Regions from separate parts of the Homo sapiens genome. Here region 1 is linked to region 2. Evidence: chromatin contacts called from ENCODE Hi-C or POLR2A ChIA-PET data. All regions are on one chromosome and are shown on one strand. Each heading gives the region's core, a stretch centred on a gene start or an enhancer-like site at or near the end of the contact. The rest is flanking DNA. Distances are from core to core; before and after follow the strand shown.

What was found. Hi-C counts contacts between places; a loop is a spot of excess contacts on that map. ChIA-PET counts read pairs that join two places held with the same protein, here RNA polymerase II (POLR2A). Pooled maps may share reads with other maps.
Region 1: a loop to region 2 is called in a pooled map, with 7 times the contacts of the local background. The contact joins the promoter of CKS1B here to the promoter of KCNN3 in region 2. A Hi-C loop is called at or near these places in 5 of 37 single-sample maps with no recorded cell type and 6 of 50 pooled maps. POLR2A ChIA-PET finds 5 or more read pairs at or near these places in 9 of 52 experiments (GM10248, GM12878, HEK293T and 5 more).

Annotation. Positions count from the first base shown.
Region 1 is chr1:154,972,758-154,976,498 of GRCh38, reverse strand. CKS1B (CDC28 protein kinase regulatory subunit 1B) reads right to left here and starts at 1,818. Exons shown (of 3, transcript NM_001826.3): 1 at 1,695-1,818. The coding sequence starts at 1,753. It overlaps MIR4258 (microRNA 4258), which reads right to left and starts at 806; the gene lies at 716-806. It also overlaps a transcript of SHC1 not described here. RefSeq lists enhancers at 1,413-1,472, 1,573-1,722, 2,173-2,322 and a silencer at 1,993-2,082.
Region 2 is chr1:154,868,623-154,872,201 of GRCh38, reverse strand. KCNN3 (potassium calcium-activated channel subfamily N member 3) reads left to right here and starts at 1,921. Exons shown (of 8, transcript NM_002249.6): 1 at 1,921-3,170. The coding sequence starts at 2,238. RefSeq lists enhancers at 2,052-2,141, 1,214-2,170, 3,578-3,579.

The DNA.
Region 1 (3,741 bases), core at 569-3,068, 100 kb before region 2:
ACATCGAGTTCTCTGGAAGACCCAAAGCCCTGAACTAGGCTGGGTGAAGAGACACAAGAAAAGCAAGTTTTCATTTTATGTTCTCCAACTGAGGAGACAAGATACAAACCAGGAAGTGGTCTTAATTATTACAATTAATACAGATTAGCATAATGCCAACATTTGTGGAATCCTGTGTCTTCCCTTATTCCCAATCTAGATTATGCACTTAAAATTTATCAAGCCCGAATGCCACATCCAGTGCCAGGATTCCATCATCACCATCCTTGGCAGATGGCTATCCAGTGTCTTCTAAACAATTTCAGTCAAGAGGTGCTTCCTCCCACATACCTTTTTCTTAGAGTCTCATCTCAGGCTCTGCCCTCTAGGAAGCTTTCCCCAACATTCCCTCTTCCGTTTTTCCTCTCAGTATTTTAAGTTTCATGTTCAAGGGTACATGTGCAGGTTTGTTATATAGGTAAAATCCTGACTCGGGGGTTCGGTGTACAGGTTATTTCATCACCCAGGTACTAAGCATAGTACCCGACAGTTTTTTTTTTTCCTGAACCTCTACCTCCTCCCACCCTCCTCCCTCAAGCAGGCCCCAATGTCTGTTGTTCCCCTCTTTCTGTCCCTGTGTTTTTATCTCCGACATATAAATGAAAACACGCGTAGTTTACTACTGGTTTCGTTTTCAATGGTGGTGAAAGAGACATCACGCTGAATTGGCCCTTAGGACACTCCCCCGCCCCCAAACCAAGCCCAGGGAAGAAGACCGACCGAAAGTAAGAGGTCAGCCTCCAAGGCGGTGGCGGGGCGGGGGGCGTTCTCGAAGCGTGGGATGGGGGAGCGTCCTGGAGTTAGCAAAAGTAGGGGACTGACTTTCTAGCCCCACCTCAACCCCCGCTCACAGCTAGGAAGCCGCAGCCTTCGGGTCGCCAGTTCCCTCTCCTTAGCAAGTCTTGTGTGCTCCCATCACACCCTGTAATGGCTCCTTGCATAGCGTGTGTCACCTTTCTGGTGTCTGTCGGTACCACCCACAGATTTTTAAATTTGTGAACAGCAGAGACCATGTGTTATCCTTGCACTTTAGCAGAACACCTGAAACCTGTTAAGTATTCCGTAACTGTTCCCTTTGATATTTAAAGGGCATCTATTAGACCCATATTAAGTATTTTCTCAATGCTCCTAGCCAGTTTTATTCCATTGCAGTCCCAAGCGATCCCCTTCCTTACACAAGCCAGACAACCACGCCCCTTGTCTTTTTCACGAGTTAATAAGCAATATTCAACTCTCTCAGCGCTACTCTCCTGTTAGGGACGCCAGGAAACTTCCAGCTCCGCTTTTGCTACGTTCTCCCACTGGATTCGACAAGATTACTGTGAAACAGTCTCTACAAGGCAAGTTAAGTTTGCCCGATAAAGTTCAGAGAATGATCCAGAAAGCCTCATGGGTGAGGGTGGTCAGTACCCTAACCACGCCCACCCCTCTCTCCTCTCTACTGAGAGGCGACTCCAAATTCGCAACCACTTTGTTTTACGAGCGCCTCCCACCTCCGCGCATGCGCCTTACGCCTTCCACAATATCACACCATTGCCCGTTCGCACCTCGTACGCATGCGCCAATTCTATCGCCTCAGTTCCTGTTACTAATTCCTTGTGCCCTCAGCGGCCAAAGCTCACGACCCTCGCTATTGCTCCCGCGCCAGCACTAACCGATACTCAAACTCCTCGTCGTCGTATTTGTCCGAATAGTAAATTTGTTTGTGCGACATGATCGCTCGGTTTGCTAGCCTTCAGCCCCGCGCCGCCAACCTCCAAGCAACTCCCAACAGCACGCGCTCCCACCCACTTTGGCCTCGCTTTCAAACACGCCGCCCGCACTTCCTATTGGTCCGTTTGGCTCGAGGCGGGACACCTCTACTTTCAAGCCTCCGATTGGCTTAGATTTACTTCTCTTCGGATCCTTATTGGAGGGCAGTTCTCACGCTTCTCAAGAACGAGCGTGGGTCAAAAGTAGGCGTCTTATTGGCCACCACTGCCTTTGTGCGCGATCTCGCGCTGCCATTGGCTAACTCGGGAAAGTGGGAAGCGTGAAGGAGGGACCCTGAGGTAGAGGGTCAGGGGTTAGTGAGGCCGGAAGTGAGTGTAATAAAGTTTCTCCAGGGAGGCAGGGCCCGGGGAGAAAGTTGGAGCGGTAACCTAAGCTGGCAGTGGCGTGATCCGGCACCAAATCGGCCCGCGGTGCGGTGCGGAGACTCCATGAGGCCCTGGTGAGTCTTGACTTTTTTCTCCTTAGGTGACTCACTCTTTCACCCCGGAACCCCTCTCCCGGGACCCCACTTCCGGTCTTCATTTATAAGTCCCGCCCCTGAGACCCCTCTCCCCGGAAGTCCCACCTCCCAACTTCAGGGGGCTCCCCCGAACCCCGACTTGATTTTTATTTTTTGTCTCCGACCCCACCCTGTCGCCCAGTTTTTCTGGAAGTCCCCACCCCCCGACACGTTCCAAGCCCTACTACGAGAAACCCTTCGTTACTCCTTCCATTCTCCGAAACTCCGCCTCCTAGCAACGATCCTCGGCTAACTCCTGTCAAAAGGCCTATCTCCCAAAAGGGCAAAACCCTGCTCTTCAAAGAACGATTCGAATTTGTTGAAGCTCCGCCCCTCCGAAGCCACGCCCCCTCCGTAATCCACGTCTGACTGTCCAGAAAGCCTCCCCGCCCAGAAGTCTGAAGTTCGCGTCCTTAGGGGACCACGCCCCCTTAGGAGCTTTATCTTTGTGGGACCTGGGTCATCAGCTGAAAAGCCTTGTCGTCAATCCCTGAAACTCCACCTGCTTATATTTTCCTGTCCTTTCTCTTTTTGGGCCTTGGGATCAGTTTTCCGAGCACTCTCGTGCTCCCCCAGGTGGGAAGTCAAAGTTCCCATCTCTGGCTGTAAGGAGTGAGATTAAAGGCAGCCGTTTTCCGTTTTCCTTTCTATCTTTTTTTTTTTTTTTTTTTTTTTTAAGACGGAGTTTCGCTCTTATCGTCCAGGCTGGAGTGCAATGGTGCGATCTCGGCTCACTGCAACCTCCGCCTCCTGAGTTCAAGTGATTCTCCTGCCTCAGCCTCCTGAGTAGCTGGGATTACAGGCGCCCACCACCACGCCCGGCTAATTTTTGTATTTTTAGTAGAGACGGGGTTTCCCCATGTTGGCTAGGCTAGCCTCGAACTCCTGACCTCAGGTGCTCCACCCTTATCAGCCTCCTTAAGTGTTAGGATTACAGGCGTTAGCCACTGCGCCCGTCCCCGTTTTCCTCTTTCTTAACCTCCTCCAAGGGTAGAACTATTTGAAAGGGCTGAACGTGGGGTTTGGCACGAGAGGGAGAGAGAGACTTGCCCTCAGACTCCCAGCCTCACTTCCTGGCTTTCCCTTCCCAGGACCAACCTCATCCCAGAAGTAGCTCTAGGCCTTCCTAGACATAAGTGGATAAGACCATGGATTTGTTGGTGTGTGGCATGTGGGTGTGACATGAGCAAAAGTTTTCTACTACCAGAAGAACGGTAGTTTGGAGTGGGGGTAGATAATAGTGCTCTTTTTGTTGTTTGATTTTTTTTTTTTTAAGGGACAGTTCAGTCGCTACTTCTCTGTCTCTTCCCCTCCCCCTAACCAGAGTTCTTGTCTGGGCATTCCTCCTGGCCCCGTTTGCCCAGCCTTCCCTGCTGGAAACATTCCTGAGGCTTTCGCCATTTCCTGCCACTTCCCGCCCCTGTCCCCTC
Region 2 (3,579 bases), core at 672-3,171:
GGTAGCTGGACTACAGGCACTCGCCACCATGTCCAGCTAATTTAAAAAATTTTGTAGAGTCTGGGTCTTGCTATGTTGTCCAGGCTGGTCTCGAACTCCTGACTTCAATCAACCCTCCTGCCTTGGGCTCCCAAAGTGCTGGGATTATAGGCATGAGCCACCATGCCTGGCCAGAATCAAGATTATTGTGCAAGAGTAATTGTCACGTATCTGGGGTCGTGGCTTGTATTACAAGTAATATTTAGCTCTCAATCATCAGGGTTAATGGGGGATTGGAGAGGTGAGAACTGATATACAGAGGGGACTCTGGGCTCATTTTGGGGGGGCTCTGTCCCTCCCTGATCTGGACACTTGCTGCTTACCAGTCAGGAATGCTGTTTTAGGAGCTTCCTATGTGTATATGTGTGCATGTGTGCATGCATGGGCTAGTGTGTGCACACAACCATGTACACATGTGCACATATGTCCACCTGCTTACATGTTTTCTGGATGTGTGTCTGTGTATGTGTGCATGGATCTCCTACCCTTTCCTCTTCCCATCGAGGGAGGGAGCTGGACAGAGGCCAAAGGGTGATGGGGAATCAAGAGCCAGAGAGGAAGAGGCCTGCCTTTTAAAACCCCAGGTGTTCTGGGGAATTCCCTCATGGTGACTTCCTTTCTGATTCCTAAGGCTGCTGTGGTTAGAAATGAAAATGAATTCAGCTCTGGTCCCATCCTTTGGAACCCCCTCTGCACACAGTGGGGGCTTAATAAATACTTGATGATGATGGTTCTGAACCTGGGAAGCCAGCAGCTGTTCCTAGTTCTGACTCTCAGAGCCCCATGGGGCAAATCAGGCAGGGAATGACCATGGGGGAATCTTCAGTCTTCCTGCCAGATCCCCCTGTGACTACACACCCAGCTGTTAGGGAAGGGGCTGGAGCCATGGTCCACTTCACACACCCTGCTTTGGAGAGGCCAGTTCTTCCTCAGCAGCTTCTCTTTTGTTTTCCCCAACTAACATTTGAACAATATTTATTGAACAACCACTTTGTACTGAATATCATAGTGGAAATGCATCCTGGGAGAAAGTATCTGATCTGTGGGGTCAGACTGACTAAGTTCAAATCCCAGCATCTTTAATTACAAGCGGGATGACATCTGACAAGTTACATATCTATGTTTGAGCGTTTGAGTGTTTTTTCCACTTTCCTTTCTCTCCTTCTTCTCCTTCTCCTTCTTCTTCTTCTTCTTCCAATTTTCATCTGTAAAAGGAGAGTGATGACATCATTTTTGTGGGGTTGATGTGAGGGTTGGAAATAACAGAGAGGACCCTGAACACGAGGCGTAGGCACTCAGTCAATGGTAGGTGAGTTTATCCACCGGGTGTTAGAAGGTGTGGATCCCCCCTGCTTCTGTGACCTTGACGTTGTTACTCAACACCTCTAAGCATCAGGCTTTGTAAATGAGACCATACTGCCCACCTCCTTGGGTGTTTGGAGACTGTATCCGGATAATATATGTGAAACAACCTATCGTAAACCCTGGTGGTTAATAAATGTTTGCCTTCCCCTCCGTCTGCCCCCTCATCAGGGTGCACACCTCCCCTCCTTCGGAGGCCCTCTGTCCCTCCTCCCCATCGCCCAGCGTGAGCGAACATCCCTTATCGCCGTGGGCTTAAGGGTTGTGGCCATACCTGTCAGAGGAAAGAGGACAGCGGCTCAGCTCCGGGGTGGGGGAGCAAAAACTACAGTTCCCAGTCCTCGCTGCGCCGCCACTGGGGCCGGAGCCCAGGACGCCAGGCCCCTCCTCTGGGGAGGAGCCTATGCGGGGGGCGGAGCTAGGAGGAGGTTGGAGAGTTAAGCCAAGCCAATGAGACCAGCTGCTAATAAGTGGGCTTGGCTTACAATGTAACAGTGGCAGGAGGAGGCGAGCGAAGCTATTGAGCCAGCGAGGAGTGAAGCTGAGCCTGGCCTCACACGCTCCTAGAGGACCACCTCCTGAGAGAGTTCTTTCACCCCCTCTTCTTTCTCCAAGCTCCCCTCCTGCTCTCCCTCCCTGCCCAATACAATGCATTCTTGAGTGGCAGCGTCTGGACTCCAGGCAGCCCCAGAGAACCGAAGCAAGCCAAAGAGAGGACTGGAGCCAAGATACTGGTGGGGGAGATTGGATGCCTGGCTTTCTTTGAGGACATCTTTGGAGCGAGGGTGGCTTTGGGGTGGGGGCTTGTGCTGCAGGGAATACAGCCAGGCCCCAAGATGGACACTTCTGGGCACTTCCATGACTCGGGGGTGGGGGACTTGGATGAAGACCCCAAGTGCCCCTGTCCATCCTCTGGGGATGAGCAGCAGCAGCAGCAGCAGCAGCAACAGCAGCAGCAGCCACCACCGCCAGCGCCACCAGCAGCCCCCCAGCAGCCCCTGGGACCCTCGCTGCAGCCTCAGCCTCCGCAGCTTCAGCAGCAGCAGCAGCAGCAGCAGCAGCAGCAGCAGCAGCAGCCACCGCATCCCCTGTCTCAGCTCGCCCAACTCCAGAGCCAGCCCGTCCACCCTGGCCTGCTGCACTCCTCTCCCACCGCTTTCAGGGCCCCCCCTTCGTCCAACTCCACCGCCATCCTCCACCCTTCCTCCAGGCAAGGCAGCCAGCTCAATCTCAATGACCACTTGCTTGGCCACTCTCCAAGTTCCACAGCTACAAGTGGGCCTGGCGGAGGCAGCCGGCACCGACAGGCCAGCCCCCTGGTGCACCGGCGGGACAGCAACCCCTTCACGGAGATCGCCATGAGCTCCTGCAAGTATAGCGGTGGGGTCATGAAGCCCCTCAGCCGCCTCAGCGCCTCCCGGAGGAACCTCATCGAGGCCGAGACTGAGGGCCAACCCCTCCAGCTTTTCAGCCCTAGCAACCCCCCGGAGATCGTCATCTCCTCCCGGGAGGACAACCATGCCCACCAGACCCTGCTCCATCACCCTAATGCCACCCACAACCACCAGCATGCCGGCACCACCGCCAGCAGCACCACCTTCCCCAAAGCCAACAAGCGGAAAAACCAAAACATTGGCTATAAGCTGGGACACAGGAGGGCCCTGTTTGAAAAGAGAAAGCGACTGAGTGACTATGCTCTGATTTTTGGGATGTTTGGAATTGTTGTTATGGTGATAGAGACCGAGCTCTCTTGGGGTTTGTACTCAAAGGTAGGGGCTGTGGTTTCTCTTTATACCTTGAACAAAAGGAATATGTAGGTAGCAAGAGAGGGATTGAGAGAGGGGGATTGTGAGAGAGAGAGATTGAGAGAGAGAGAGAGAGAGAGAGAGAGAGAGAGAGATTGAGAGATTGGGAGGGAGACTGGGAGAGAGAGGTGGTGGTGGTGGTGAGAGGCGCTTGCTCAGTTATATTCAACACTCTAACTTCCCGTGGTTTTCCTTCTTGATCCCGGGAGAATTCATTCCTAGCTTCCTCTGGGGGGTAGGGGACATCCCCACACACTGTGTCTAATTTGCAGACTCTCTGTTAGGGAGGATTCAATAATCCCTTCTGAGAAATCGCTTTTCCTCCTGGCTCACTCGTACTAAAGCATAACCCAGCAGCTTAACGCACCAATTA